3 separate regions of the Homo sapiens genome follow, and regions 2 and 3 are each linked to region 1. A link is a loop called in an ENCODE intact Hi-C map of the cell type or tissue named here. Cell type or tissue: PC-3. All regions are shown on one strand. Each heading gives the region's core, and the rest is flanking DNA. Links, peaks and the distances in the headings are about the cores only. Region 1 overlaps LOC105374211 (a long non-coding RNA gene). Region 2 overlaps ACTRT3 (actin related protein T3). Region 3 holds the start of SLC7A14-AS1 (SLC7A14 antisense RNA 1).

Evidence for each region. Hi-C counts contacts between places; a loop is a spot of excess contacts. Peaks named below come from ENCODE experiments on the same cell type or tissue, not always from the same donor. Only the 100,000 strongest peaks of a DNase experiment are listed, where the experiment ranks them.
Region 2: it touches region 1 in a loop (6-fold over the local background); 8 of 110 quality-filtered maps call a loop at or near these places.
Region 3: it touches region 1 in a loop (6-fold over the local background); 2 of 110 quality-filtered maps call a loop at or near these places.

The regions. Positions count from the first base shown.
Region 1 is chr3:170,806,530-170,817,447 of GRCh38, reverse strand. The region is part of intron 2 of LOC105374211 (a long non-coding RNA gene); the gene reads right to left. Among named protein-coding and RNA genes, the nearest start is that of RPL22L1, 58 kb to the left of the region's middle. In PC-3, for the core only: CTCF peaks have their summits at 5,288 (motif pointing right), 7,553 and 7,755; DNase peaks (open chromatin) are centred at 5,277, 5,857, 7,797, 7,947 and 1 weaker place; H3K4me3 peaks cover 2,278 bases; H3K27ac peaks cover 3,903 bases.
Region 2 is chr3:169,758,461-169,769,378 of GRCh38, reverse strand. It overlaps ACTRT3 (actin related protein T3), which reads left to right. Exons shown (of 2, transcript NM_032487.5): 1 at 1-58; 2 at 1,029-2,458. The coding sequence ends at 1,947. It also overlaps TERC. Among named protein-coding and RNA genes, the nearest start is that of ACTRT3, 5.6 kb to the left of the region's middle. RefSeq lists enhancers at 1-89, 951-1,095, 4,151-4,690, 4,849-4,938, a cis regulatory region at 1,023, promoters at 3,883-4,387, 3,521-4,387 and a silencer at 4,379-4,638. In PC-3, for the core only: a CTCF peak has its summit at 6,287 (motif pointing left); DNase peaks (open chromatin) are centred at 4,218 and 6,248; H3K4me3 peaks cover 1,727 bases; H3K27ac peaks cover 2,397 bases.
Region 3 is chr3:170,460,083-170,471,000 of GRCh38, reverse strand. SLC7A14 (solute carrier family 7 member 14) reads left to right here. Exons shown (of 8, transcript NM_020949.3): 8 at 3,624-10,918. The coding sequence ends at 3,946. It overlaps SLC7A14-AS1 (SLC7A14 antisense RNA 1), which reads right to left and starts at 3,716. Exons shown (of 6, transcript NR_135556.1): 1 at 3,605-3,716. In PC-3, for the core only: no CTCF peak of the experiment used is centred there; a DNase peak (open chromatin) is centred at 4,830; H3K27ac peaks cover 588 bases.

The sequences.
Region 1 (10,918 bases), core at 1,931-9,930:
GGCAAGTATTAACTAACATTCTGCCTGCTTGAGAGGCCAGATACATCAATGAACTCTTTCTAGAAAAGCTGATTCTCTCTGTGTTTATAATAACTTTCATCATACCCCCCCGAAGAAGAAACTGAAGCTCAAAGTGGTGAATTAACTTGCTCTGAGTCTCTAGCAGCAAGAGACCAATTTGAGAATCACATCCAGGAATCTAAATTCCATGCTCTTTCTGCCACATCATGTTGCCCTTAAAAAATTACATCCATCTTTTTGTACTCATGTAACTGATTTTGATTTTATTTTTTTGCTACATGGGGCTGACTTGGCTCCTCATTTTCAAAGAAGCTTGCCAATAAAAGTGCTCCCCGAACCAACAAACAATAGTTGTATTTTGATCAGATATTATAGGTGTGTCTGAGACACAGCCCAGGAGGAATGTGGCTGTATCTATTCATCTCTTTATAAATATTGATGAAGAATGGTAAAAATGTTTTAAAGGAAACTTTATCTGAAGGAGTGTCTTGGAACGCAGCTGCTTCTTTCCATGTCTTTCATATTTCTTACCCCTGGCACTGAAATCCAAACACTGAAGGGTGGGCCACATCCTAGGGTTTGTTTATGACTGTGGCATCAGCAGTTCTGTATTGGGTTGGCTTTGGGGGAGGGTGGCCCCAGCAATTACCATTGGCATACCTGGTCATTGTCCCTGAGCTGTGACAAAAAAATAACACGGTAGCTCCACAGAGGGAGTTCTGAGTTGCAGATAATTTTATGAACGCCCTTTATTTCAAGGATATGAGAAAAGAAAAAGCCCATTTTGTAGCAAAGAAAACTGAGGTGAAGAAACATTGCTTAGCTTGCCTGAGGACACAGTAACACTGGCACATGTTGGAAGGGAAGTCAGGCCTTCAGGGGTGTGTTACTCTGGGGCCTGCTCCACTACTCATCATTTTCCTTTATTAGTTTCTCATTTAAAAGTTGAGGACAAAGAAGTATGCACAAAGAGGTTTCTCCTTCCTTAGTTACAACAGCAAAATTGAAAACAATTTAAATGGCCAACAGTAGGAAATGTTTAAGAGAAAAAATGTGGTCTATTTATTCTATGAAATATCTAAATATTAAAAACAATAGTTAAAAAATAGTTTGTAATGACTTGGAAAATGCTTTAGTAGAAATTTAGTAGAAATTATCTTTCTGCTGCTTTTTCATCTTCTGGACCTCTGAGCCCATGGTACTCAAAATGCAGTCCTCCCACTGGCCAGCAACATCAACTTCGAGCATGTGAGAAATGTAGAATCTCAGGCCCTAGCGCTGCTGAATCAGCATCAGCATTTGAGCACCATCCCCACGTGATTTACATCACATTAATATTTGTACCTATCTGAGTAAGGAGTCTCAAAGATTCAGTCCTCAGGCAACTTCTCAACTCTGAATACATCTGTGCCTTAAGTTAGTGATTCTGGTGGCATGTTAAGTTTGGTTAAGTTTGGCATGTTAATGGTGGCATTCTATTGCTCTGGGATGTGGCCATGGGGCATAGCACTTGTGTAAGTAACTCAGATGTTTCAAAAATACAGATGAGGTCAAGATCTACCATCTGTGTCAGTGGTGCCCAAACTTTTTGGCACCAGGGACTGGTTTCATGGAAGATAATTTTTCGATGGATGGAGAGGCAGATGGGGGATTGTTTCAGGATGAAACTGTCCCACCTCAGATCATGAGGCATTAGAGTCTCATAAGGAGCACACAACCTAGATCCCTCCCATGCACAGTTCACAGTAGAGCTCCTGCTCTATGAAAATCTAATGCCGCTGCTGATCTGACAGGAGGCGGAGCTCAGGTGGTAATATGAGCCACGGGAGTGACTGTAAACACAGATGAAGCTTGCCTGCCGCTCACCTCCTGCTGTGCCGTGTGGTTCCTAACAGGCCACAGACTGGTAAAAGTCCTCGGCCCGGGGGTTGGCGACCCCTGGTCTACATGATTTCCCCTGTGATACAGTTTTAAGCAGAAAATTCATGATACCAAGTTGTAGGTTCTATGTGTTATTAACTATGGAAAAATGCATACAGAAAAAGACTGGAAGAAAATATACCAAAATATTAATCATTATAAAAATTGAGCTGGGTCCAATGGCTCAGGCCTATAATCCCAGCACTTTGGAAGGCGAAGCAGGTGGATGGCTTGAGTCCAGGAATTCAAGACCAGGGCAACATGGCAAAACCCCATCTCTACAAAAAAAGTTAGCCAGATGTGGTGCTGTGTCTGTAGTCCCAGCTACTCGGGAAGCTGGGAGTTGGGAGGATTGCTTGAACCCAGGAGATTGAAGCTGCAGTGAGCTGTGATCACGCCACTTTACTCCAGCCTGGGCAAGAGAGTGAGGCCATCCAGAGAGAGAGAGAGGCAGAGAGAGAGAGAGAGACAGAGAGAGAGAGAGATGCATTCTTTTGAGGAGGAGTTGGTTTCTTCATATTTTTCTTTATAGTGGTCATAAATCTCAGGCCACAGACTCAGATGTGCAAGAGACATTAACTTTATTCTTTCATACGCCAACTTAATTTCTACTTAGTTCCTCAATCTGCTTGTGGTGAAAACTTTTCAGTCACTTCAGAGGGACCTCTGTCAAATCAAGTTTTGCTCAGTCAAGCTGCCACTAACCTATGGCATCATTGTGCAAATTAGAAAAAGATCCCCTTCCAGGAGGGTGCAGCCCCGCGCCAACACAAACTAGATTTCTGCCTACACCTGCTTCTTAAGCTAGGGGTCCCTGTGCAGTGAATAGTATGCATTTCTGTGTATGGTGGTTCTGGGGACAGCTAATGTAGGACCCCAATTCTTTATCCAGCATTGCAGGTAAATTCCAAGAAGCTTTCAGGTGGCACTGGACTGAATAGAGAGAGGCCACGGAGGGCATAAAGTCCCTGTAGCCTTCATCACTGACATTGTCCTTGCTAGTGTGCTCTGATTCCCATTAGGTCACCAAGGGAATTGGCTGAACAGACTAAGCTTTTTTGGGCTCGGCTCTCTCTCTAGACTTCTAAGCCCCTCTGGGAAATAACTGGCTGCTCCATGAGCCTCCGAGGGAACTCCATGAGATCACCTCAGCCTTGTCTGCCTGGATAGTCTTTGCAGCCATTCTTTAAGTTACATTTGGGGAAGCTGCATAATGGCTGCTGCCCTCCTGAACTTCAGTCACATGCCCCAAAGCTTCTATTCTTAGATATCTCAAACTTTCTTATGAGTTTTTTTTGCCACCTCTCCCTTCTCTAAGAATGGCTGGGGGCTAGAGGAGGAATGGGTAGGACATAAAGCCCTTCCTCAGTGCTATTCTTTTCTACGCAGGGGATCTGTTCCTCTGGGGTAGGCAAACTGCCTCTTGTATCATTTTGTACTCTTCCAGTCTATTGCTTATCCATGGGCTTCATGTCCTCCTCTAAGATTTACAAATCAAAACTTTGACTTAAGGCATTTCCTCTACTTTTCTCTAGTTTCACTCTTACCTGGCTTAGTGAGACGTAATGTTTTTGCAGGTGGTCTGATGTCTGTTATTAAAGGGAAATGCAAGGTTCACAGTGAGAACCCGACACTGGTTTTAGCTCATTCCTTGCAGGAAGCCTGATTTTTCTCACTCAATTTTGTTGGTCAAAATTTAATGAAGGCTGTAAAATCCAATGCAGGATGAGAAACACAACATTCATTCCTGGGTACTCATAGACATTCATGGAGACACTTAGGAGCATCACTTGGGTAGACAGGAGCACGTTCTTCTGCCTGACTACATCTTCCCTACTGAAATGCTGGTTTCGAGTTCACATACCCAGAGATCACTGAAAGCCAGGCACTGGGGAATGGCTAGTAGGGAGAATAGTACAGGGGAAAACACTTCACCCGTGGGTATTCACGAGCTTCCCCAGGAGTGTTTTTAGATCAGAAGACAACTGGTGAATTTCCAGGAACAGCTGCTTCAGTGCTGCCACATCCGTCAGCTCTCAACACGTGTTAGTGTCTGTCCTCCCTCCTTCTTTGGAATTTAGAACTGTGCCATGGTCTGGTTGCAGGAATCTCATTAAAGAGCTTCCCTTTCTGTATTAGTTTGCTAGGGCTGCCATTAACAAAATACCAGAGACTGGATGGCTTAAACAACAGAAATGTGTTTTCTCACAGTTCTGGAGGTTGGAAGTCCAAGATCATGGTGTGATCAGGTTGGTTTCTGGTAAGGCCTCTCTTCCTGTTCTTTGTAGACAGCCACTTTATTCCTGTGTCCTCACATAACCCTTTTTCTGTGAGCACGCAAGGAAAGAAATTTCTGGTGTCTCTTCTCCTTCCTATAAGAACCCCAGTCCTTCAGATTATAGACCAACCCTTAGGACCTCACTTAATCTTAATTACCTCCCTAAAGGCTTGAACTCCAAAAACAGTCACATTGGGAATTAGGAGTTTAACATCAGAATGGGCTTGGGGACTGGGAGAGTAGTTCAGTACTTTAACGCTTTCCCTGACAGAAAATTTTGTGATCACCTACTACATGTTGGGCCCTGTGCCACATGCTGGGGATAATAATTTATAAAAATGTTTCAACCCCTGCCTCAAGGAGCTCCTCCTCTGGGGACTGAGTCTGCAGCCATCAGAGGAGTGGGGTCACAATGAGATGTCTGGAAATGGACCTCTGTGGTAAGTGGGGATTCCTGCATGGCTTTTGCTATGATCGTATCTCAAGAAAGCAAATTCTGCAAATATTCTGAGTGGGTGGTAGTAGAGCTATTTTCTTGATGTGGCAGAGTCGCATACAAAAGCCCTTAAAGGGATCAATGAGACGAATTTCTGAGCTAGTCTGAAACAAGAACTGGGGATGAACTTTGGCAATTGGGCCAGAACTTAAACACAGGATTTTGCTGGGGTCCCAAGGTTCTGCCCATTTGGGACAATCTCTTTCACATGCGCCACACCATTCCCCTTACCACGCCAGCAGATTCAAAGAGGCAGCTTGGTACGTTTTGGTAGGTTTTGGGAGTGAGAAGGCCTGGGGTGGGGGTTGCGGCAAGAGGAGAGCAGCAACCCCTCTCACATTATCAGCTGTGCAGAACCAAGGAGAACCTAAGAAGATCCGCCAAACAGAAAAAGCTGAGATTATGCTTCACAGACCCAAAGACTTTTAAGCTCTTTATTAGCTGCAACAGAATCACCACATGGCAGTACAAAAATGTTCTTGAACTTGACACTTGAACTTGGCTGCAACCCTGCTGGTAAAACTTAGTAATTAGGCAAACAAAAAGCTGGGGAGTGCAATTACGGCCATTGAACCACTAGGGGGCACTCATGGTTTCTCATTCAGAAGAGGAGAGGGGAGGAGGAGGTTATAGGGCTATGGCTTAGGGTGGGGCATTCAGTGTGGTATTGGAGAGGGATGAAAGTTAAAGCTGTTTTGTGTGTTTGTTTTTTGGAGGGAGAGGTGTTAAAGACCTAGTTATTTCGCTAATAATATAGTATGCATTAACCTGGCCTTGACTTCTGTGAAGCTAGCGGGCCCAATAGACTAGCTGGTGGAGAGTTCTGGAGTGTGACATCCCAAACAAATAATTGTTCACTTTAAGATAACTTTCTTTCGTGGGCATTAGAAAAAGGGCATGTTTTGCATCACGAGGGAGAGCGTTTTACGCGCATGCACACACATACTAAACAGACACACCTACTGACTTAAAAACATCAACACACTGTCTGAATATTGCTTCAGGTTGGAAAACAAGGTTGCATCCAAATTGTGTCATCTTTTCAAAATACAGCTGGAGAGAAAATGCTGCCTATATTTCAGGGAGCTTTTAAATTTCAGTGACATACCAGTCTAGGCTGCCAAAAGCTAGAAGAACATGAGTCATCAAGCTAGGTGCACTGATCATAGGAAACACCAGGTCTCAGGCTCCAGCCATCCCCTATCCTCTTCCCTACCCCTACACAAATTTGTGGCTTGTGGCCAGTACCAGGATTTGCTGTTAGTCCCCATGTTCCCGGGGCCTCCTTTCCTCTAAGGTCTTCCAGCCATTGTAACTGGCTTTCTTCCCTTTTATACCTAATAGAGAACTGCTGAGGGCCTTCTTCTTTGTATTTGGGATTATCGGATCAAAAGATTGAAAGTGTGATTGCCAGGTTCTCCCAGAGCGTCCTGCATCCAGATTTGCCACCCTCATCTCATCTGCAGGAGGTGACAGTCAGAAGCAGAAGTTAGACCATGGGCAAGGGCCCTAAAATATTCATTAGGCAAAAGCAAGAAAGCTTGCCTGCCATTGGGGCAGGTGTTGGGCTTGAAACGTTCAGTGTCATTATCTCATTTAATTTTTACAACAATCTGCCAGTTGCTATTACCACCTCCATTTTACAGATAAGGAAACCGAGGACCAGAGAAGCTAAGTACCTTCATATAGATCTGGGATTTAAATTCAGGCATTCTGACTTAAAATTGAATGTATTTTTTAGTCCTAGCTACAAAGCCACTGTCTACCAGAACTACTTGAAATCTCCTTCCCTTTTCTCTGGCTTCTCCTTGTAATTGAGGATCTTACATTGGCAATGGTTATATGAATGATGACGATGATAATTACAATACCAGCTAACTTTTACTGATTACTTACTATAGGCCAAGCAATGTGCTCAACACCAAACTTTTATATCTTCAATTCTCACAGAAAATTTACCGTGAAGTTAGTATTTTTACTGCCATTTCATAGATGAGGCACCTGAAGCTTAGGAATGTTAAGAAATTTTTGCAAGATTACACACCCAAGTAGAGCCTGGTTTGGAACCTAGGTCTAATTGCCCCTAAGCCCGAGTATTTAAACCACTATGCTATACTGTGCATAGGGAGATAATTGAATCTATGGAGAAATACTCAGGGCTATAGTACTACTAATCAGACCTTTAAAAACTGAAAGAATAGTGAAAAGGGGTATAGTCATATCTTTATGTGGCATGGTATAATGATGAAGCTGGAAAAGAGTGCTTACATTCTAAAACAGGAAGCTTTCTAACCTTCCCTGCTTAGAAAAATAATCAACTCTGATTATTTCCATGTATTCTGTTCTTGAATTGGAAATTCCAGGAGTCTGGTTTTAATTGCATAGGAAGTCAACCTGGACTGTTATTGTTTGTCAGGAGTCTGTTTTATCATTTTTATGGTCAAGCAATGGACTTCATCACTAGGGATTTAGTTCATGTGTGTTTCTGTTTCAATGGATACTATCAAGTAATTAAGGTTGAGGGAATGAATGGCTACTTTATTGCTAAACGCTAGCATCTGGCTATAAAATGAGGAAAGAGGGAGTGGTCAGGGGAAAGTGGAAGTATGACTAACACTGAACTTCAGTTAATAGATCTGGACACATTGAACCTGAGTAAATAGGTCTGATATTCTCCTGCTTGCAATGCTGGGGATGAAGTAGATGAGCTCCTTCTCACCAGCACCTTGAAAAGAATCAGATATTAAACTAGAACTCAGCAACTACTCAGTATTATTGGAGTAATATTTTTAAACCCAAAGCATTTGAGTAGTTCCCTAACAATATTTCAAAGAACAAACAAAAAGATGTGTTCATCAGCAAGGTCAGATGTGTATCATCTGAATGCCTGCACTGTGAATAGCTCTGCTAATTGGTGAGCTGAGCATGAAGTGACTTGGATGATTAATTAAGGAGATAGGCCTTGAATAGGACGGAGGTGCATGGCCATTGTTGAGCACCTAAGGCAACAGCCTAAGGAGGAAAACTCACTGAAATTCCCTAGGTGGCAGCAGTGAACAAGGCGTTAGAAGGCCCCGAGGATGTGACAGCTCAGAGAAGGAGTATCTTCTAGGGGTCCAGGAGAAGCTGGATTTGCCATCTGGTTTAAGATTTTGAGGTGGGTGGAGATGGGTGTGGGAATGGGAGACAGTGTAGCACAGCGAAGAGTTAGAATCAGTAAGCCTTCTTAGTCCAGCTCTGCCGATCACTGGCTGTGTGGCCTCGGGACAACTGTTCTGTCAGCAACCTCCACCCACCCCCATTTCCTCCTCCCACAAATGGGGCTAGGTGAGGTCATCCCTGGGTACCTTTTGGCATTATATGATTCACAATTTGATGATGCCTCTGGCATTTTCATTGCACTCTTTACAATGAAAGAACTTGATTACCTTGGTTGGGACGTGGAGGAGAGGGTTGTATGTGTGTATTCCAGAGAGATGCATTATGCTACTGTCTTTTTAGCAGTGTTCTCTGTCTGGAGAATATGCTGATCTTTGCAAACTAGAACAATATTGTTGTCCTACCATTAGCGCAGGTAGGTTTTATATGGTTGACATAATTCGCTCACCTATCGCGCACTCTCAACCGTACGCCCTTGCAGTCCCGCAGCTGTGCTCATAAGGGACAGAGCTTTTTAGCACTCTCTTCCAGCCAACTGAGTTTTTGGCTATGTCTTGGTAGTTATAATATCTTTGTTCTTTTTACGTGGTGCCAGGCACTTTGTTAAGCCCATAATACCTCACAAACATACAGCTCTTTTATTCTACCTTCAAGTAGCTTTTAATTATCTTTGTTTAAACAAACCAATCTCTCAAACCCAATTCACCTTAATAATAACTAATATGTACAAATGTTTATTATGTGCCAGGCATATATGTGTGTCCTGAATATGTTATTCTATTTAACCCTTAAAATAAGCCTATGGATTAATACTAGTACTTTACATTATCTGTAGATGGAAATTGAGGCCTAGAGAGGTTAAATAACTTGCCCAAGGCCACAAGACTGATACACAGCAGAACCAGGGTTTGAACCCAGGAAGTCTGTCTCTAGGATCCTCCAAGACACTGCACTTGAAAAAGGGCTAGTGATTTATGCACATGGCTTCTTTTCTTCTCCACTAGATTAAATATAGGTTTTTTTGTTTTTGTTTACTTTTTCAATTTGTTAATTTGCTACAGAGACACTGTATTAGTTCGTTCTCACACTGCTATGAAGAAATACCCAAGACTGGGTAATTTATAAAGACATGAGGTTTAATTGATTCACAGTTCCGCATGGCTGGGGAGCCCTCGGGAAACTTATAATCATGGTGGAAGGCACCTCTTCACAGGGCAGCAAGAGAGAGAATGAGTGCCAGCAGGGGAAATACCAGACATTTGTAAAACCATCAGATCTCATGAGAACTCCCTCACTATCATGAGAACAGCATGGAGGAAATCACCCCCGTGATTCAATTGCCTCCCACCGGGTCGCTCCCACAACATGTGGGGATTATGGGAATTACAACTCAAGATGAGAACTGGGTGGGGCCATAGCCAAACCATATCAGACACTCTGATTTAATTTTGTTCTCTTCCTAGGATCTATAGTTTGGGAATGTCATCACAATAACAAATCCCACCACCACCTCACTAAGATAATTTGTCTCCCCACTAACATTTATTTTAAAAGTCTTTTTTTTTTTTTTTTTTTTTTTGAAACAGTGTCTCGCTCTGTCACCTAGGCTGGAGTGCAGTGGCACGATCTCGGCTCACTGCAAGCTCCGCCTTCAGGGTTCACGCAATTCTCCTGCCTCAGCCTCCCGAGTAGCTGGGACTACAGGCACCCGCCACCACGCTTGGCTAATTTTTTTGTATTTTTAGCAGAGATGGGGTTTCACCATGTTAGCCAGGATGGTCTCGATCTCCTGACCTCGTGATCCACCCGCCTCAGCCTCCCAAAGTGCTGGGATTACAGGCGTGAGCCACCGCACCTGGCCAAAAGGTTTTTTTAAACCTATAGTAGAGGTTGGAGACAGTTATTTTTTGTGTGAGTTTGTGTGTATGTGTGTGTGCATGTGATTGCCAAGGAAATAGTCGCTGAAAAATGGAGAAACACCTTGATGAAAAAAAGGCAGACGCCTTTGGCAACACGTTGCAGGGTATCTGCCAGGGGAAGTTATAAGGATACAAGAAAAGAGATCCATGGCTTGAATGAGTTATTTGCAACAGGGCACAGAGATGAGAAACAGTGAAGAAGACACTGAACGGCAGGAAAGTCAACTGTGGAGTCAAAGGTACCCTCTTGAAAGAATACAGCTGGAGTCCAAGGTCACACTGCAGGAGCCCCAGTGAATTTTTCATGGCTAACTGGAGGACACTGACTGTACTTCTAAAGTTTTTTTTATCTTGACTATAGGATAATTGGTCTACTTTATAGATGTCTCTTATTTAATATTCTTTGGAGAATTTCTCTGTGGAGTTAGACTGGTATCACAAATTAGTGTCTCCATTTTTGAAATGGAGTAAATGAGGTTTGAAATGATTAAGCTACTGGTCTGCAGCTCACCACAGCCTGATGTTACCAGGAAAATAGCTCTTCATTCTGGTGGAGTTTCCTCTCCTCTCTATTCTATCTTCTTCCCTGAGTTTCAGCGAAGACTCAGGTGTTTATGTGATGTCTGTCTGGGGCCAAGGTAAGCATGGAATATGGTTTCTGCATATTTTGTTCAGTATTTGTGCATCTCAGAGGTGTTCCAAATTCAGGCTCAGAGCCAAATTTGCCACTGGCCATTGGCTTCAGTTTCTCCAGAGGAGGAACTCACAGAATAGCCAAAGGTTTTCATTCCTCAGGAATTTAAATAACAATCTATCTTTGTTCATCAGGGAAGAAAGAAGCAAAGACTAATCTCTCAGCTGTGGGAGTTTATTACTTATATGTCACCATGTGGAGCACACTGTCCTCAGCTCAGTGATACTTGGCAAGTCAACAAAGTTTTTCTCCAGCATTGAACTGTTTACGTTGCACCTATTTTGACTGAAGGCTCATGCTATGTGCTTCCTCCACAGAGCCTCTCCCAGAGTTGTTCCTTGAAGGACGTTGGTAAAAAATACATATTAATCACAGGAACACCTGCAGTGCCAGAAAGGACTATAATTGGGAATAAGTGCCATTTGAGGTCT
Region 2 (10,918 bases), core at 1,715-9,714, 1.0 Mb after region 1:
GGCTAGAACTCTGCGTGGGCGACCAAGCTCAGGACTGGAGGAGCTCGCTGTTCATCAGGTACCTCCTTCTCCCAGCAGGCTGCTGGGGCTGGGGAGGGTGGGTGGGGTGGGGGTGGGGTAGGGTGGGGCTGGGGAGGTTGGGGGGTGGGGCTGGGGTGGCTGGGGGTGGGGGGACTGGGGGTGTTGTCGGGGGGCAGGAAAGGACCCCAAAGGAGGTGCGCAATGGGGACAGAAAGAATAAGAAAGCCGGGAGCTGGAAAGCCCCATCCAGCTGGAATTACTACAAACGCACGGGCCACAAATCTCCAAGGGTACCACACATCTAAAAACTGAACATTTTGCTCTCTGTGGCTATACAAATGTATTAAAACGTATAAAGTTATCGAACGAATTCATTTAAGAATATTAACTCATGGTCCCTTTTGTCACTTGGGTTATTCTCTTCAATTGACATTTAAACTATACTATAATGTGGACATTTCCCAATTTTTTAAAAGTCACAAGGTTCCAAAGGACAGAGAAAATGGAAAGCAACAAAAATCGCAGAGGTAGGCCGGGCGCGGTGGCTCACGCCTGTAATCCTAGCACTTTGGGAGGCCGAGCAGGGCGGATCACGAGGTCAGGAGTTCGAGACCATCGTGGCTAACACGGTGAAACCCCGTCTCTACTAAAAATACAAAAAAATTAGCCGGGCGTGGTGGCGCGCGCCTGTAGTCCCAGCTACTCAGGAGACTGAGGCAGGAGAATGGCGTGAACCCGGGAGGCGGAGCTTGCAGTGAGCTGAGATCGCGCCACTGCACTCCAGCCTGGGTGACAGAGCGAGACTCTGTCTCCAAAAAAAAAAAAAAAAATTGCAGAGGTAAGTAGCTGTGCTATTTTTGGCTGACACTTACCTGCTGTGAGAGGCTGTGGCAGTTATTGCCCATAAAGGGATATTGGTAATAAACGCGGGGAATTAACTGAGGGTCGAAGACAATAGAAACTAGAAAAATAAAAAGCTGTCATTGATCTTATTGCTTTCCTTACAGTTACCCAGTGGAGCGTGGTCTCATTACTTCATGGGAGGACATGGAGATCATGTGGAAGCATATCTATGACTATAACCTAAAGCTGAAGCCGTGTGATGGCCCAGTCTTGATTACTGAGCCAGCGCTGAACCCACTGGCCAACCGGCAACAGATCACGGAAATGTTTTTTGAGCATCTGGGTGTTCCTGCCTTCTATATGTCCATCCAGGCTGTGCTGGCTCTCTTTGCTGCTGGCTTCACTACTGGCCTTGTGCTGAATTCAGGTGCTGGGGTTACCCAGAGTGTGCCCATCTTTGAGGGTTACTGTCTGCCTCATGGTGTGCAGCAACTGGATCTGGCAGGCCTTGACCTCACCAACTACCTCATGGTGCTAATGAAGAACCATGGTATCATGTTGCTCAGTGCTTCAGACAGAAAGATTGTTGAAGACATCAAGGAGAGCTTTTGTTATGTGGCAATGAACTACGAAGAGGAAATGGCCAAGAAACCCGATTGTCTAGAGAAAGTTTACCAACTACCTGATGGGAAGGTCATCCAGCTCCATGACCAGCTCTTTTCTTGTCCAGAGGCCCTCTTCTCTCCGTGTCATATGAACCTTGAGGCCCCTGGCATTGATAAGATATGCTTCAGCAGCATAATGAAATGTGATACAGGCCTGAGGAATTCCTTCTTTTCCAATATTATCCTTGCCGGGGGATCAACCTCTTTCCCTGGTTTAGACAAGCGGTTAGTTAAGGATATAGCAAAGGTGGCTCCTGCCAACACCGCTGTGCAAGTTATAGCTCCTCCAGAAAGGAAAATATCAGTGTGGATGGGAGGTTCTATTCTTGCATCCTTGTCTGCCTTCCAGGACATGTGGATCACTGCTGCAGAATTTAAAGAAGTTGGACCCAACATAGTACACCAAAGATGCTTCTGAAATACAGATAAAATGGTTGGAAGAAAATGTTTTGAGTATATGTGACAGAAAACTTTGGATATTATATGTTTCTGGGAGAAGAGAAAATACTTCACCTATTGGGATGCCAATATTTCTGTTGTATTTCTATAATGGGTTTGGGGGATAATAATGGTGAAGCTCAAGAACAGATGTCTATTGAGTAGAACCAAGTTAAAATAATGTTTCCCATAGTGTTTCTTCTATAACTTGACGTTGGTGAGCTTATATTTCCCTTGGAAGAGAGCATTTGTGGTACAATATGCTATGTGCCAAATGAGTGATAAGATTTAAGCTTATTGAAGTTTAGGGAAAGAAGGTTGCTGTGGTGAGGAACGAGACTCCATAGCAGAGGTATGCCATCATGGAAGGGGTGGCATTGGGATGGAGCGCAGATATCCAGGCAAGCATACTAAAATGAACAAGTTGCTAAAGATGAGAATGAACAAAGCATATTCAGGGCATGTTTAATAGACTGATTTTGTTTTTAAAATTTTTGTTTATGTATGTATTTATTCATTTATTTAGTTTTAGAGGCAGAGTCTTGCCCTGTGTCCCAGGCTGGAGTGCAGTAGTGCAATCATAGCTCACTGCAGCCTCCAACTCCTGGGCTCTGCCCTCAGCCTCCCAAGTAACTGAATCCACAGGTATGCACCACCACGCCTAAGTTTAGACTGATTTTGTTCAAGTCAAGAGCTCATATAGAGCAGAACAAGCGCTATGACTAGCAAGGTTAAGTGAAGGCCAGGGACTGAAAGGCTTAAAGTGCTAAATATCCAATATGCAAAGGAGAGAAATTAAAGATTTAAAAGCAGGAGCCATAAGGAAACTATGTTATGATGAATGTGATAGTTTGGAGAATAAATTGAATGAGGAAGGCCCTGGAGATTTGGTGATCAGTTAGAAAGTTACTAGTCCACATATAAAGTGCCAAGTCTTGTACTCAAGATTATAAGCAATAGGAATTTAAAAAAAGAAATTATGAAAACTGACAAGATTTAGTGCCTACTTAGATATGAAGGGGAAAGAAGGGTTTGAGATAATGTGGGATGCTAAGAGAATGGTGGTAGTGTTGACATATAACTCAAAGCATTTAGCATCTACTCTATGTAAGGTACTGTGCTAAGTGCAATAGTGCTAAAAACAGGAGTCAGATTCTGTCCGTAAAAAACTTTACAACCTGGCAGATGCTATGAAAGAAAAAGGGGATGGGAGAGAGAGAAGGAGGGAGAGAGATGGAGAGGGAGATATTTTACTTTTCTTTCAGATCGAGGACCGACAGCGACAACTCCACGGAGTTTATCTAACTGAATACGAGTAAAACTTTTAAGATCATCCTGTCATTTATATGTAAAACTGCACTATACTGGCCATTATAAAAATTCGCGGCCGGGTGCGGTGGCTCATACCTGTAATCCCAGCACTTTGGGAGGCCGAAGCGGGTGGATCACTTGAGCCCTGGCGTTCGAGACCAGCCTGGGCAACATGGTGAAACCCCCGTCTCTACTAAAAACACAAAAACTAGCTGGGCGTGGTGGCAGGCGCCTGTAATCCCAGCTACTCAGGAGGCTGAGACACGAGAATCGCTTGAACCCGGGAGGCAGAGGTTGCAGTGAGCCGAGATCACGCCACTAGACTCCATCCAGCCTGGGCGAAAGAGCAAGACTCCGTCTCAAAAAAAAAAATCGTTACAATTTATGGTGGATTACTCCCCTCTTTTTACCTCATCAAGACACAGCACTACTTTAAAGCAAAGTCAATGATTGAAACGCCTTTCTTTCCTAATAAAAGGGAGATTCAGTCCTTAAGATTAATAATGTAGTAGTTACACTTGATTAAAGCCATCCTCTGCTCAAGGAGAGGCTGGAGAAGGCATTCTAAGGAGAAGGGGGCAGGGTAGGAACTCGGACGCATCCCACTGAGCCGAGACAAGATTCTGCTGTAGTCAGTGCTGCCTGGGAATCTATTTTCACAAAGTTCTCCAAAAAATGTGATGATCAAAACTAGGAATTAGTGTTCTGTGTCTTAGGCCCTAAAATCTTCCTGTGAATTCCATTTTTAAGGTAGTCGAGGTGAACCGCGTCTGGTCTGCAGAGGATAGAAAAAAGGCCCTCTGATACCTCAAGTTAGTTTCACCTTTAAAGAAGGTCGGAAGTAAAGACGCAAAGCCTTTCCCGGACGTGCGGAAGGGCAACGTCCTTCCTCATGGCCGGAAATGGAACTTTAATTTCCCGTTCCCCCCAACCAGCCCGCCCGAGAGAGTGACTCTCACGAGAGCCGCGAGAGTCAGCTTGGCCAATCCGTGCGGTCGGCGGCCGCTCCCTTTATAAGCCGACTCGCCCGGCAGCGCACCGGGTTGCGGAGGGTGGGCCTGGGAGGGGTGGTGGCCATTTTTTGTCTAACCCTAACTGAGAAGGGCGTAGGCGCCGTGCTTTTGCTCCCCGCGCGCTGTTTTTCTCGCTGACTTTCAGCGGGCGGAAAAGCCTCGGCCTGCCGCCTTCCACCGTTCATTCTAGAGCAAACAAAAAATGTCAGCTGCTGGCCCGTTCGCCCCTCCCGGGGACCTGCGGCGGGTCGCCTGCCCAGCCCCCGAACCCCGCCTGGAGGCCGCGGTCGGCCCGGGGCTTCTCCGGAGGCACCCACTGCCACCGCGAAGAGTTGGGCTCTGTCAGCCGCGGGTCTCTCGGGGGCGAGGGCGAGGTTCAGGCCTTTCAGGCCGCAGGAAGAGGAACGGAGCGAGTCCCCGCGCGCGGCGCGATTCCCTGAGCTGTGGGACGTGCACCCAGGACTCGGCTCACACATGCAGTTCGCTTTCCTGTTGGTGGGGGGAACGCCGATCGTGCGCATCCGTCACCCCTCGCCGGCAATGGGGGCTTGTGAACCCCCAAACCTGACTGACTGGGCCAGTGTGCTGCAAATTGGCAGGAGACGTGAAGGCACCTCCAAAGTCGGCCAAAATGAATGGGCAGTGAGCCGGGGTTGCCTGGAGCCGTTCCTGCGTGGGTTCTCCCGTCTTCCGCTTTTTGTTGCCTTTTATGGTTGTATTACAACTTAGTTCCTGCTCTGCAGATTTTGTTGAGGTTTTTGCTTCTCCCAAGGTAGATCTCGACCAGTCCCCTCAACGGGGTGTGGGAGAACAGTCATTTTTTTTTGAGAGATCATTTAACATTTAATGAATATTTAATTAGAAGATCTAAATGAACATTGGAAATTGTGTTCCTTTAATGGTCATCGGTTTATGCCAGAGGTTAGAAGTTTCTTTTTTGAAAAATTAGACCTTGGCGATGACCTTGAGCAGTAGGATATAACCCCCACAAGCTTAGCGTTCCAATAACGGAACACTAGGCATAATGAAAGACGGAAAAGAAATTTATTCCACACCCCCCACCCCCAACCCTCCCAGCCGGCAGTCTCCCACAAGAATTGGCTCTGATTTCCTTTAAGAAAATAAGCTAATGGCCCACTAGGTTGAAAGAAACAAACAGGCCATTCTGCCCACTTATCACGACAAGGTAATTCCGTCCCAAATCCATACCTTCAATTCCTTAGGATCATCTGGGGGTAGTTGCCAAGAGAGAGAGCAGCCAGGGGTGTGTATATAAAGGCCCACCTTTAGGGTGATAGCCTGAATCCTGATGATTGAAAGTCAGAAGTCAAGACCATGTCAGTAAATTTATGAACATGTATATTTGTAGCTTTTTAACCTATTACCTAAGTAGGTCCCCTGGAATTGTCTAGCAGATACATTTCTTAGCACTATTAGAATTAAGAAATGTAAAAAAACCTCTAGAGTCCACTGTTGCTGGTAATGTTCTCTAAATAAGGAAAAATATTTTTCCTATCAGCATGGTTTTGTGGAAAAGTAAGGAATGATTTTGCCAAGAACTTGTCTAGAGTCTTGAGGAAGTAGCTCAGCTTCAGTAAGCCTCAGTTTACTCAAGGTGATCTAAGATCGCTTTTTCTTCTCTTTCTTTTGAGACGGAGTCCCACTCTGTCACCCAGAGCTGGAGTGCAGTGTCCCCATCTTGGCTCACTGCAACCTCTGCCTCCTCGGTTTCTAGCGATTTTCTCTCAGCCTCCCAAGTAGCTGGGTTTACAGGCACACACCACCATACCCGGCTGATTTTTTTGTATTTTCAGTAAAGTTGGGCAGGCTGGCCTCGAACTCCTGACCTCAGGTGATCCGCCCGCTTCTGCCTCCCAAAGTGCTGGGATTACAGGCGTGAGCCACCGTGCGGGGACTAAGATCCCTTTTGCAAGGGCGGGGACTCCTTGAACTACAGACAAGTGCATGTCTTTTGTTCTTACTCCATCTAGTGGTACTTTTGCTTCTCCACATTTACAACATTTGTGGTGGTGCAGGGCCGTGAAGCAAGAATGGCCACAGACTGGGAATGTTTTTCTTTCATTTTTAAAAAGAAAACAGTGATTTAATACATTCAATTTAAAAATAAGTCCATAGTTGTTTTCTAGCTCATATTTGAAGTCGTCCCTCTGACATGTCTATTACAAACAGTCCAAAGGACAATTCTTAGTATTATAAACATTAAATATATTGTTTCTTTTTGGTAAAATGATTAAGTTATATAATTCTAGAGTAAAGACGGCCAGTCATCCTGGATGACCATACAGGTCATCCAGTGAGATAATTTATGTGAAAACTTTCTGTACATAATAATTATTGCAAAAGTGACTTCTTACTGCCACCGATTTGAGTGACTCTAGCAGATGAAGAAACTGCTGCGGAGAGGGGTTTTAGTTACTTGCCTAAGTTATTTACTTGCCTAAGTTAATTTTTTTGCAGAGTTGTGACCAGAAGCTAGGCTTCCCAAGTTCTAGTCCAGTGTTCTGTTCACTGTATTGCACCCTAAGTCTTTGTTGGTTAACCTGGGGCAGATGGTTAGCATTAACTCCATCGTCACTTTCTGGTTTAAAATAAAATAACCTCCTTAATGGTTGTAACCTTGGTTTCCACCCCACATCCACTCCCGCCCTAATACTCTTCGATGTGATTTTGTGCTGTGTGTGTTTCACTTTTTTACAAGTACAGTTGATTCTAGTTATTTGCAGTAGTTACATTCTGTGAAGCCTCTGTGAACACTGGATTAGTGAATACTGAACCATTGCTCCCAGAGGAATTACGGGATTAGGTTCCTGGGAACATTCGGTCACAACATTTTTGTCAAAGAATCGATACATAATCTTGTGTGTGTTTCTGTTAAAGACATCCTAAAGTATGTTGTTGATTCATTAGCACTGAACTCATATTCAACAACACTATCACTTAAGCCTGAATGAAGGCTAACACAAGTATTTTTTTTCTGTAAGACACATCACAGCTTTCTTGTGCTTAGGAACGCTAGACAGCACTTAAGCACTATGATTGGGGGTCATTTTAAACAGCACAGTCACCAACTAAAAGCATACAAATGTGAAAAACTTGCCATTAAATAGACCAGAAATAGGACACTTGTTTATAGTGTCCTTTTTGGACTACAAAGGCAAAAGAGAACCTATGTGTTGGGGAAATCAAACTTTTCAGGGCTCTGCACATGCCCATGAATGACTATGAAAGCACTGCAGGTATTGCTTTTGAGATTATAAACAATTTCGGTGACTAGGTGAATCCACAAATACAGAATCTATGAATATTGAGGGTTGACTGTACTTCAAGGTCTATGTGACAGCTGTATCTGAGAGAGACTACAGATGTCCACATGGTTCCTGAGGTACTTAGGGCTTGTTTCATGCCTTTTATATTATTTAAACCAGTGATTCTCAAAGGGGTATAGTGAGAGAAAGGGTATATGAAGTTTGCAAATGACGATACTTGTTCTCTTTATTTTGTTACTTAGGTTGTATTTCACATGAAGGATGTGAGAATTTTATGCGTATGAAGGAAGCATTAGCTTTAAAAATACTGAGAAACATGCTTTTTCTTTTGTCCTTCAGAATGAGGGGCTTCCTTTGTAAGGTCTGGAGTTGGTTATGGGTTTTGACTCTGAGGATGACATTGAGTTTTAATTCAGCTTGTCCTGGTTCTGCAGTCAAAAATTCCATGTTAGCCTGGCTCGAGACTTAAGAGACAAATAGATGGCACAGGCACAAGCGTGTGTACACATGCACCCACCGTCATACAAAGTGTAAGGGAGGAGTGGTTTTAAATAAGATGAGAATGAAGTGACAAAAGGTAACTGTCATTCCTTCATGTTCATTCTTTTAAGGTAATAATATGTGATGGAAGTAAAAACAGCGAAAATACCCAAGAATTAGCCCAGGATATGCAAATTTAAATGTCTGCAGTGGACAGAAAGGAAACAAAGAAGTGAATCACACTGGGAATAAGAAAATGGAGACTATAGAGATGGTAGGGAGAATGAGCTTCCCTTTTTAAGGAGGCAGCAATCTTACAGAAATTGAGCCTAAAATTGTCAGTATTGCAAGAGAAGACAAAAATTCAGATTTTTATGTCAACACCACTGATTATAGAATGTTGGTAGCTAAATTGAAATAAAATTTAAATATTATATAAGTGCATGGTAAAGAATTTGGATGGCTTTTGTTCCTGAACCCTGGGAAGTAGCCTCTAAACCCTTGGAATTCACCAAGAATGGTGGGAGTGTCTTTTCTTGGTAGGCCTCTTGGACTAGACCCAATAGTTTACACTAACGAGATGACTCATGACTGGGGGTTGGTCAGCCATGTGATTAGAGTGTTGGGGCTTTGGGCCCCATGATACTAGCCCGACCTCTTGAGAGACTTGGAGCCACATGTCTGAGCCTTATGACTAGTGATTCATCCAATCATGCCTGTAATGAAGCCCCAATAAAAACTCTGGACACACTGAAGCTTGGATGAACGTCCGTGGTTGGCAGTACTCAGTGTGCTAGGAGGAAAATGTGTCCCTGAGGACATGAGGAGAGGGACAATGGAACCTTCTTTCTGGGACCCTCCCAGACCTCACTCTATGTGTCTCTCCCTTTGGCTGGTTTTGATTTGAATCCTTTTGCTATAATAAAACCATAATAATAACTATAATAAACATCCTTTTGCTATGATAAAACTGTAATAAAACCGAAATAACACTTTCCTGAGTTCTCTAAGTCATTCTACTGAATTATGAAACTTGAAGGGGTAGTGGGAACCCCTAAATTTGTAGGCAGCTTGTCAGATGTAAGGATGGCCTGGGGACCTCCTAGCTTAGGTTGTTGATAGCTGAAGTCATTGCAATGCACCAATAAAAAAACGTTTTGAGATAAAATCTGGTCTATTATAGGCTATTAATTTGCGACCTTTGGCCTAGGCAAATTTAAGCATTCCTGAGTGCTTTCTCTAGAAGGGTGAGGGTTTGGACCATCCTACCAGTTTGAGGCCTACCCAAAATAAATGTATTTGAGAGGAGTTTACACTGGTGGTATCTGTTATAGGTTTCTGGGAATATCACTAAAGAGAAGTTTCAAAATTAAATTTTAATAATATTCTGAAAATAGTAGTGCTAATCCTTCACGTATAGGGGTTAGGGTATTTCTTCCAGTGGTTCTGCCTGAGGGGTGGGCCTGTTTTTCAGTGTCCATTCTGTCAGTCGTTATGGGATGTGAAGAGGGTTCCAAGGGTTCCACCATCACTAGGTGGAAATGAGGCAACTTTTCCCATATTTTTCCTTTACTCTGGTTTGTATCTCCCCTCCTAGGTAGGTATCAAAGTATATATGGTCTTCATTTGTGTTGCCTCAAATTCTCATTTCTTCCTTGATATAAAAAGGAAACAGGAAGACATTGAAATAAGGATATTATTGTGGTCCTGTACTTTTACCCTGTTCTAACCTAGCTGAGGGAATCTAGCATAAGTCACCCAACTTTACATTCCACATGTGTCAACCGGATGTACTAAGACTTCCCTTGAAGGGTGGTTGTGGGGAGAATATATGAGTAATATATATGACAGCAACTGGTATTATTAATGAGAGGAGAAGTCTGTCTTACTCTTTACTTTGCAAGTAATGATTTTACAGCGCTCTGATGGGTATGTTGTAGTTACTCTGGCAGGAAGTGGTTTTGACTTGGGTATATAGTTAAGAGATATATGGAGAAGGGTGGAAGTGCTAATGGTTTGTGAATTTTTAAAATAACACCAATTATGAACTTGATGCACACCTGCAGCTAGAATCTTTCTCTAGATGATGTTTGACTATCATTTTTTTTTTTTTTTTTGTCTTGGGGCTCTAGGTTTTCACTTTGGTGATATTTATGTGTGTACTATGGCTGTCTATATAAGTGTTAAAAGGCATAATTATAGTTATTAAAAACAATTTAAGGAAAACAGAAAAATGCAATAATGAAGAAATACAAATACTGACTTTTTTGTATGATCAATGAGGATATTATAACTAAAATGAAAAACATTATACATATCAGTTGCAAAAACAGTTACATTCCCCACAATCTTTTTAAAAAATGCGAGTAGTTTGCTAAAGTGAACTGGGTGACTTATTTTCAACCTTGGAAGAAAAACTCAATTAAAGCTACATTTGAACTGTAATGGCACCAAGGAGTTCAACTTGACCTCATATGCCAGATTATAATCATCTTTCAAGTGTACAAACAAGGAAGCATAGTTATCAAAGAATGAGAAATACGTTTGTTCAAAGACCATTTACTGCTTTAACAAGAGGTGAAAGCTTGCCAGAAATATATAAACACCTACCCCAGTGCTATTCATAGGCTTAACATGTTCAAAGACTTGGGGGCGGAGGGGGGGCAATTTAAAAATATCTTTGAAGTTGTGGGTATTCATCATCATATCTAATAATGCTTACTTTCTAGAGCCCCTCTCCAAGGAGGGCAAAGCAATTTATCTGACTTATTTTCATGACATCCTTGTGAGATAAGGCAACCACCATTATCTCCCTTCTGCAAATGGAGAAACTGAAACGTTGGGAGGTAAAATCACTTGA
Region 3 (10,918 bases), core at 1,234-9,233, 350 kb after region 1:
ACCATCCATCATTATCCTAACCCAGCACACAGAAATGCTTTGTGAAGTTTAGTTTAGATGATTCAGGATTCCCAGAACCCCTACAGATTTTTCAGAAACTACCTCATGCTTCATTCTCTAAGCCAACTAAAAAAAGGAGCAGAAACAAAACACCCTGCTTCCACACAGGAGGCGTGGAGCAGCTCTGTTTACTCCTCCGACACAAAGCCCTTGTTTATGTGGGACAGATGGTAATACGTTTCTCTTCTCTTCTCTCTCTCTCCCTCCCTCCCTCCCTTCATCTGTTCCTCTCTGTTTCTTTGTCCCCCTCCATTTTTCTTTTCTCCAATCCTTCTCAGTTTCACACCACTTTTCCTGAATTGACTCAAGGGCCAGCAAGAAAGATAGACACACAGAATGCCAAGCCCTAGGGGAACGGCTTTGCATCTACTATTTACTCTACCAGGCTGCATGCACACGGTCGTTTCTTGTTTCACAGTACTCACATTTGAAATGCATTTTTGAAGACAGAGTGATACACCTTTGAAACTCCAGGGGGTTCAGGGCAAACATGAAAAGACCCATAAATATTTATGTGGCAAGTTTCCATGGATTGTCTTCACAAAGTAAAAAGTAACCACAGTCAATATGTGAGAGCGCGCAGACACAGACACACACACATACACACACACACACACACACACACACACACATGTTCCTTCCAGGCCTGGCCACTCCCAAAGAACACATGTAAACCTCTTATCACATGTTTACTGCAGTGGGCATAGTCTGTAAACCAGCCTGGGGGAGGGGAGAGGAGGTGTGAAGGACTAGACACGCAAGAGACTTCTCTCCCTCCATGTATAAAGCTGGTTCCTCTCCTTCTCAGACCCAGGCAAGTCACTTATTCTTTCCCAGCCTCTGTTTCTTCTTCTGTAAAATGAAGGTTTTAGAATGCATAGGTGATCTATAGCATCTTTTCCAGCTCTAAATATCTATGACTCAAGGTTTTTAGAGAATTCCCATAATATGAATCTATCTGACACCCAAAATACCTTGTGGGGGCAGGGACAGGTCTGTTGGAATCGACAAACCAGTGATGAGTGATGTCAAACCAGTGACTGAACAATGACCTTTGTGGTGGCAGAGGAGAGACGTTTGGGGCAAAGGGAAAAGAAAAAGATGGTATTAAGTTCAGTAGGGAAATGAGTCGTCTATAAGCAAAGTCAGAGAAGGGCATCAGAAAGGAAAGAATTGGCATAATAGGTACCAAGCAGGAGTAGGAGGCAATATTTGGCATCTGCCTGGGTGTCTAGAAGAAAAGATGGCAAAAAAGCAAAGCAGTGCAAAAGGAGGTGTGCACAGGTCCTGCCTGGTCGCCTGAAATCCATTCTCAGATGCCAAACATGCTTCAGACAGAGGCATTCTCCAAGAACCAGCACACTGGCACTCTTAGAAGAGGCCTTAATGTGATGCCCTGTTCTACACAAGGATAATAACCATCCCCCATAGCCACCCCCCACCTACAGAAAAGAAAGAGTAAATACCCTGCTTTTAAAAGATGAATCATTATTTGAGCACTAATAGCTACATCTGCAAATAATTAACTCTAGGATTTATTACCAATTAGGACTATAAATCTGTGCTTACTTTGGCTCCTGGAAAGTTGATTTCACTGGGGAGTGTGGGAGGGAGGGGGGACAAAGTCATTTGAGACAAGGAGGGAGAAATCCAAGCTTAAAAAGGCACACTTCAAATTCAAAAGAGAGCAAGATTTCTCAAGCACCACAGCAGCAAAGCAGGCTTGACTTGCGGTTCTAAGCAAACCAGCCCAGCAGAAGCCTGCAGGGTTAGCAAAGTCAAAGAGACTGGTGCTACTCAGAGGAGGATGTTAGGGCCCGGGAAGGAGGTTGCATACTGTATGGACCCCAGTGCCTAGGCCATAGTGTGGGCTGAGTGGGCAGTGGAACACTGTGCCCATCAGGCACAGTTCATTATCTCAGGGACACTCTGACCATTGGAATCACCTGTGGAGTTTTAAAAACATACCTATGCTTGGGTTATACTGCAGACTAATTAAATCAGAATCTCCAGGATGGGGCTAGGGTATCAGAGTGGTTCAAAAAACACCCCCAGGTGACTTTCAAGTGCAGCCAGGGTTGAGAACCACCACTTACCTCATTTCATCCTCAAGCACTCCCATGTTAAGAGGGTTGCTATAGCTCTCATCGTTTTACAGAGAATGCTGAGGAACAGAGAGGCTAAGTAATGGGACCAGGGTTACACAGCTAACAGTGATGAAGGCAGGATTTGAACACAGAGCCCACAGTCTTACTTATCATGTTCTATGGACTCCAAGGTTATGGTTCCCAGACTTCCAGGCCCTGAACCTTCACAGTCTATTCAAGATAGAAAATGGGGACTCAGGCCAGGACTGATGGCTCATGCCTGTAATCCCAACACATTGGGAAGTGGAAGCAGGCGGATCACTTGAGTCCAAGAATTTGAGACCAGCCTGGGCAACATGGTGAAACTCCATCTCTCAAAAATACAAAAATTAGCTGGGCGTGGTGGCACATGCCTGTGGTCCCAACTACTCGAGAGGCCAAGGCAGGAGAATCGCTTGAGCCCATGAGGCAGAGACTGCAGTGAGCCGAGATCATGCCACTGCACTCCAGCCTGGACAACAGAGTGAGACCCTGTCTCAAAAAAAAAAAGAAAAGAAAAAGAAAATGGGTACTCATAAATGACTTTTATGCATGTTTTTTAAATCATAGAAATGAAACATTAGCATATATGAATGCTACATATTAACGAGGGGGGCAAGTTTCTTTCCTTTGATTGGGATGACATCAACACAGAGGTTGCACTGGACATTTCACGCTTATCAGGAGTTCTCACCCATTCATTCAACAAACATTAAGTGCCAATTTTCTGCAGAGTCTACGACCCTGTGCAGATAATCACACAACAGATGTTCTAAGGGACATAATAGTAGCATGCACTAGACACTCTGAGAGCACACAGAAGAAAGCAGGCAGCTTGGAGTGGCCATGATATATCACGCCTTTAGTGAGTGTAAAATGTCAAGGTAAATCACAGGATAATATATGCATGCTGCTAAGAGGTGAAACATGAGATAGAGTCCCTAACTGGAGGCAGAGAATAATCAAATCTTATAAGAACGTTGGGAATAAACTGTTGCTGATCCATAAATAGTTCACCCAGGGTAGAAAATGCAAATTCCTGGCTGGCAGCTATATGAGTGTAATGAGCCCGACGTCAGCATGGGAGGTGGGGACTGAGGTAACCTAGAGACCCTGTATCCTGTCTAAAGAGGCAGCCAGTTCTCAACACCAGCCAAAAATCACCATGTAGAAATGTGGATGCAGTGTTGTCAGACCTTTTGACTTTTCTAGGAAAATCTGTAAATATGGGTTACTTAACGCAAGATCTCCCAATTTTTAAAAGGCATCTAATTCAAGTATTTTCAAAACACCACATAAAGCAAAGAAAATACATCCCCGCCCCCACCGCCCCCCACCCCGCCAGCTTTGATTTCATCACTGAAGGTGATCTCTCTGCTAGTCCCAGGATCCCAAAGCAATTGCTTATTCACCTGTACCTTTCCCCTCGCCCCACAGGTCTGCTCATTTATTTTGGATATGGCATCTGGAACAGCACCCTGGAAATCAGCGCTCGAGAAGAGGCCCTGCACCAAAGCACGTACCAACGCTACGACGTGGATGACCCCTTCTCAGTGGAGGAGGGTTTCTCCTACGCCACAGAGGGCGAGAGCCAGGAGGACTGGGGCGGGCCCACTGAAGACAAAGGCTTCTATTACCAACAGATGTCAGATGCGAAGGCAAACGGCCGGACAAGTAGCAAAGCGAAGAGCAAAAGCAAACACAAACAGAACTCAGAGGCCCTGATTGCAAATGATGAGTTAGATTACTCTCCAGAGTAGGAGAAACACACAAGTGGGTAGAAATGGTGATGACTGATTTTCAGTAACTTAACCTGTGGGCTAGAAGGTGAAAACTTTTTTGGCTCTCATTTCACAAATCCAGCCTTCCCCAAATTCAATCCCTAGTCATAGCCTGTCATTTGCTACTTTTGCTCTTCAGGATAGTTCTGTTGAAGGGCTTAACCTGGGTCCCCTAACTGGTCGCCTTGTTAAATAAAATAAATAAATAAACAAGAGGCTATATGAAATTCCATCTTAGGTGCAACCACCAGAGCTGATGGTACCAAATGTTTCCTAGGCCTTTGCTTTGCTGGTTGAAGCCCAAGCAGGGGCTCTGGGCAGAAGGCAGAATTTCAGTCACCTGAGACATGGGGACAAAGCTCTGTTCTTGGCATGTCAGGCTGAGTGCTGCTCCCCGAGGTCAGGGTGGGTAGATGGGCATTGGCACTTCCTGAGCAAGCATCATTTTATCCTGCAATCTCACCCAAAATTAATTCATGGAAAAGACACATGCTTCTTTTTATTCACCAACATTCTCACAGCTTCCAAACTATAATTTTAGGATCCAGCAAAGTTCAGGGACTCTGGACCATTTTCCCAATGGTTTCAGATTCACCATAAAGCAGTCAGGCAGACCCAGTGATATGGTAAGAAGCACCATCAAAGCTCTATGTAAATGCCCAGAAGAAAATTAAATAACCATATCTTGCGGTAAAAGCCAGAAGGGCATTGGCAGAAATTAACTCTCTGTCATGGCCTCTCTTATATCAGACTGCAGCTCCTGGTGATATGATGAAAGCGGGCAAAGGTGGAGCATGATTTCATGGCACTGATATGCCTTGAAAAAGTAGGTTGTTTGTTTTATAATCAGATAAAAATTTTTACAAGGAGAAGTGAGCCAGCCACTGAGATCACATTGCAAATTCTCTTTCATATTTCTAAAATTATAAATTCTAAAGTTTTTGAGATAGGCAACCACTTGATTGGTGTGTGCTACTCTGAAAACAAAATAGGCTGAAGTATAGCGACTTAGGTAGTTGCATTCCATGAGATCACATTTCACTTCTGAACCTTATTCCTTGGGGCTAGCTCACTTTCAGAGGTGTATTTTTTTTTCCTGTTATTTCCCAGAGTAGTTTCACTGAAGCCCAGAGAAATATCTACCTGGTAAGATGTAAATTTGGGCCATAAAAGGGGCTATTAAAAGAATTTTCTCAGAAATAGAATAGATGAGAGAATTTGCAAAGGAAAAAAACACACATGGGCTACAATATAAATTCTACTCTTGGGTTACAAGAATTCCTGTGGCTGCACTGAGATACGTACAAATGTATGTGAAGGCACAATTTGAATCAAGCTATCATAGAATTAACCAAGCTATTAAAATTAATCAAGCTATTAATAAAATCTCTGTGAGGATTTCCTGAAAGAGGGACAAAAGAAGAAATTCCTTGTCCTTTCTCTCCTGGATGTATCAGTATGCCAAACGTTTTCCAGAACATATTCGCTAGCACTCAAGTCTGTTCTTTCTGAAAGGCTGAGGCTCATGCCATCTTGGCATGCTTTAGGATTATGGCAAGGAGGTAAAAGTCCATTTTTTCATTCAACTAACACTGGTTGAGAATAGACCCAATGCTAAGTGACAGGAATGAATAGAAGCATGGCACTTGCCCTTGGGGGCTACAGTCCATGGATGAGCAGCACTGGAGCCTGGTAAATGCAGATAAAACAACAAACTTGACAAGTCTCCAGGCTGATGCACTGGGTTTTAACATACATATAAAGATGAATTGAAACTAGTTTTTAAAAAATATGCTTTAAATAAATTACATATCGTAATCATAGCCAATGTATACCATTAAACTAAAATAACTGCAATTTTCTAGATATTTTTTATTCTTCTGTAGTCATTGTTTAGAACTCTGGTTTCCTGAGGTCATTTTGTCATTTTAATATCATGCTTGACAATGCTATGTTTTCTCTTCCCTAGAGTTAACCATAAAGATACAGTGCCTACTCTGTGAAATACAGCATTAGGAATTAATTATAAACTAATTATCAGTCATCTTTTGAAAACAAAGTTTTGAATTGGCTATAGGACTCAACAAATCTGCCTGGTGTAAATAGAATCTGTTAAGCTTGATACATATCTAGATAGATGAGGAGGGGTTGTATTCATTAAGCATGAGAATAGAGAAATAGGAGTGCAAAATGGCAAAATCTTAACGTGGGTGAAAGAGCTTCCTTTTACTAGTGAGGTTTAAGTATTAAAGTAACAATAGCCTGGTGGCAGATGAATGCAATTTCTATAGGATGGGAATGGAAAATGTATGCTTTGGTTAACACCATTGCTGTTGACTTCATGCAGATTCTATTAAGCACTCTCATTTCAGGAGCCATTTTTCCCACATAGTATATTAGTATATTTTAAGCTTAGCTCCCTTTATTTTTCTAAAGTTGATAAATCACCTCCCTAGCAACCTTAGTTTTAAAAAAAAAATCACTAAGATAGAAAAAGTATTTTCAGGTACATAGACATGTTTGTCCTCAGGTTTACCTGCTTCTGTGAACAGTCCCAGATTTTACAATGCAGTTTTCAAATACCATCAATCACTACAATGACAATATTACTATTTTCTTAACAGGTTTCTAAACGATGTATGTGTGGGATCACATTAAAAGTAAGATCACCTTATAATTATCTTAGAAACTTTGCCCCTTGAAGGGAGTCCAAGGAAGACCTACATTTTATTGAATTCTGAATAGCAAAAGCTCTCCGAGTGAGATTTCATTGTGTGGATTTGTGGTTTGGAGCCAATTACTTGATTTTCTTCAGATTTTATTCTACTTATTTATTGGTACTCTGCTTCATTTCAAAAGGATTTGAGGCAGCTACTAAAATATATATAATACAAAACAAAAATTAAGTGAGGAACTCAGAGCAAACAAAAATAGAAACAGAAAGGATAAGACAAAACTAGACGTATATTTAGTACATAAATGCAGAACCCTGACATGCTTTACTAAATTTGCCAATGAGTGACACCATGAAAAATAATAGAATTAGTGGTAATGACAAGAAGAAGTACTTCTGCATGATAAGAACAAATCTTTCCCCATGCAGGTAGAGGTTTGAAATAGCATAGATCATTAAAATCCACAGGTAAGCTTCAAACCTAGATTTTGCTAGCTACATGTGCCTGGCATATAGTGTGTATTCAAGAAATACCTGATGATTGACAGAATGAATGAATTGGAGGAAAATGAAATATTTATTCAACAATTACTTGTGGAGTGCCTATTATGTACTATGGCAGATATTGATATCGTAAGTCAGATAAAAATCCAGCTCTTAAGAAGTAGAGGAAATAGAGCTTGGTGTGGTGGCATGTGCCTATGATCCCAGATAGTTGAGAGACTGAGGGAGGAGGATCACTTGAGCCCAGGAGTTCAAGGCTGCAGTGAGCTATGATCACACCACTGTACTCCAGCCTGGGTAACAGAAGAATACCCTGTCTCTTAAAAAGGAAAATCAAATAGGGGAAATGGGATATATAAATAAAGAACAATAGTGAATGTGTCAGGTGAGATGACGGACTTGTAATGTGCTGTGGGGGGTCAAATATGAAGAAGGCCTTCTTCCTCTGGAAAGGTCATAAAGAATGTCACACTTGTGTTGGAACTTGTGAAGTGGGTAGAATTTTATCAAGTAGAAATGAGAGAAAGGCATGCCAAGCAAAGGATCGGCATGAATAAGGTCTACTAGTTTGTGGTCCTCTGGCTAAGAATTTGTGCTGTGCCTCCATTAAGAGAAAGCAAGGAGCTAGTTTGCCTGGAGCACATGATTTATGCATGACTTATACATGCAACAATAAGAAATAATGCTAGGAAGGCAGGTGAGGGATCACTCACAGAGAGACTTGAATGTCACACTGAGCTGACTGGCTTTCCTCGGGTGAGAGAGTGGGAAATAATTGGGGAACTGACGAAAGTGTGAATCCAGGAAGGCTGAACTTTAAGAAAGCTGAGACGGTGGCTTCCTTACCTATGCAAGGAACTAACAAGCCACATATACACTCCAAATTGATTTAACAAATTAAAGAGAAAAATAGCTGTACTTTGAGTCCTGTGTCTGCATTCATCATTAACCTAAGAAAATACAGCCATTTAATACGTGGACAAGCAACACAATTTAACAGCCACTTTAAAGTTTTCAACAATAGGTTTCAACAACTAAACCTAACAACTTTTTATATCTATCTAATCTAAACAGTAAAATCTCAGCTCCAGGTTTTACTGAGCTTGAGTGCTACTTTTTTTTTTTTAGACAGAGTCTCATTCTGTCACCCAGGCTGGAGTGCAGTGGCATGATCTTGGCTCACTGCAACCTTCACCTCCCGGGTTCAAGCTATTCTCCTGCCTCAGCCTCCCAAGCAGCTGGGATTATAGGCGTGTGCCAGTTCTACTTCTTAGTAACAAACTAGTAGCTAATCAAATGCCTACATAATGGTCATGATAAATCTGTTTAAATAAATGGCGGGCGGAAGGGAGTTGTTGAATTTAACAATCCATCCTTCTTCAGAATCTATAGGTCAGCCAGAATATAAATCTAGTAATTATTGAAAAACAAAACACAAACTCCTTCAAAGAAATCTCTCTCCTCTATTCTGCTGAAAAGGGTTGGTAAACCTGACATCCTTTCTTTTATTGGAAGACAAATCCAACATTTGTTAGACATCCAACATTTGTTGGAAGTCTACCTTACAAGAAACCACCTCTTATCTGCAACATAAACAGAAGCTACATCAGGTTGAAAATCCACATAGAAGACTGGAGAAAATTGCCGTCCCCTTTCGCACTAGGTTTTACCAGGGGCCCAAGATGTCAGAGGAAAGTCCGCGGAGGGCCAAACACAGGTTTACCTAATTATGAATCTCAGATTAGAATGTCTTATTGTGTGGAAAAGTCAGAACTCAGGAAATGTGTCTGAAGCCAGAGCGGGGGTCTGCTTACGGAGTCTACGCAGCGGGTAGGGGTCCACTATTGGAGTATAAACCTCAGGTCAGTGAGTAGTGCAGAGGTGTCCCTAACTTCCAATGGAGGGAAAGAGAGGAGAGCAAAGGAAACACATCCAGAAGTCGCCACGAGGGCTGTGTGCCAGCGCTCCATTTTCATGCTGTTTGGAACAAGACGTGTCAAGGAAGATGTTTCTATCCAAAGTCTTCATGGAGCCTCTGCTTCCCCTGTACCTGTGTAGCTCCCTGAAACTGAGGACCCACGTGTCTGCAAAGACCTCTGGAGATCCTAAGAGAGAGAGGCACCAGCAGGTAACCAGTGGTGGCCTGGCCACGAAAGAGTATTTGAAATTCAACAGTGAGCAAGTGCAGAAACAGCATCCCAAACCGCAGGCCCCACCACACGCAGGAACCAGAAAGCTGAAGTTTCACCAAGGAGTTTACTTAGTATTTCTCGCTGGGAATGGGGATGGGTAGCAAAAAGCCCCTTTCATGTACATAATGGTTGGTCCTATGTCCTACTTTTATTTTCTCTAAGAGTTTTAGAAGAAAGGCTGTTTTAATTTTTTTTTCTCCTTAAGAGCAACTTCCTTTTTAAAATGCTTTCCTCTTCTTGTCCTGCTTGAGTAATGCAGGCATCATTCTGAAATCATTCTGAAACAGCTAGGCAGTCGCCTTTTGCCAAAATTACTTCTCTAAGAAAATAGAGTGTTCTTTTTTTTAGGACTTAGAACCCACAAGGGGTGAGTGGAAGTTTTGTAGCCCATCAAAGGTGAATATGTGTTCTGCAGTATCAACTAAAACAGTGTACAAAATCATTAAACTGGGCCGGGCGCAGTGGCTCATGCCTGTAATCCCAGCACTTTGGGAGGCCGAGGCGGGTGGATCACCTGAGGCCAGGAGTTCAAGACCAGCCTGACCAACATGGAGAAACCCCATCTCTACTAAAAATACAAAATTAGCCAGGTGTGGTGTTGCATGCCTGTAATCCCAGCTATTAGGGAGGCTGAGGCAGGAGAATCGCTTGAACCCGGGAGGCAGAGGTTGCAGTGAGTCGAGATCACACCATTGCACTCCAGCCTGGGCAATAAGAGCAAAACTCCGTCTCAAAAATAATAATAATAATAATTTAACTGTGTTCTGCACACACAGAATTACAAAATCCCTATAGGACTTTCACAGATAGCTTTGGGCTTAAGGTCTTCGGACAACAGGTAGTTCTAATTTCTTACTCTTTGGGACATTTAGTACATGTTGGTACACATAAGGAAAGAAAATGGCTTATATTAGAGCTAGGAAACAGGGGCAGCCTGGATTTTTATGGTAGGAACTCACTCTGTGCTTTTTTTTTTTTCTGTTAAGTTTTCTTGACACTGACTTCGGTAACATTGGCTAAAGGGAATTGTGAGTCATGTGAATTTCACCTGCAGTGCAGACTTTAAAGGACTGTGTTCATTCTGATTTGGGGATGAAGAGAATGTTCCATGCACATCTATTGATTGGTCTTGGCAGTTGCTGATACGCTTGTCTCATTCACACTCCCAAAGGCGAGGATTTACCCTAGAAATCATAAACCCCCACTTTCCAAAGCAAAGATGCTGTTAATGTTATGATGGTGCATAAATACCTCAACTGTCTGGGCTGAGAGAGGGGGCTGCAGGTTTTTAAGAGAGCAGCTATAGTCCTCATTCCATGTAGTCACATCATCTGATGACAGGACTCCACATTCTAGCTTTTCTCACTGTGGAAAAGAAACGTTACTGTTTAATTAATATCCAAAGTTATAAATACAGCTTGTAAATTTTACTAACTTGTTTCTTTTTCGTTTCGTCCTTGAGAAGTACAACTTGCATTTACAGATGGTAATTCCTAGTGTTGTTCTCTGCTATCTTTTTTTGGTATGAAATTGCTGTATTTGTTAAAGTTTGTTCGTTTTGTGGTTTTTAATTCCCATTGG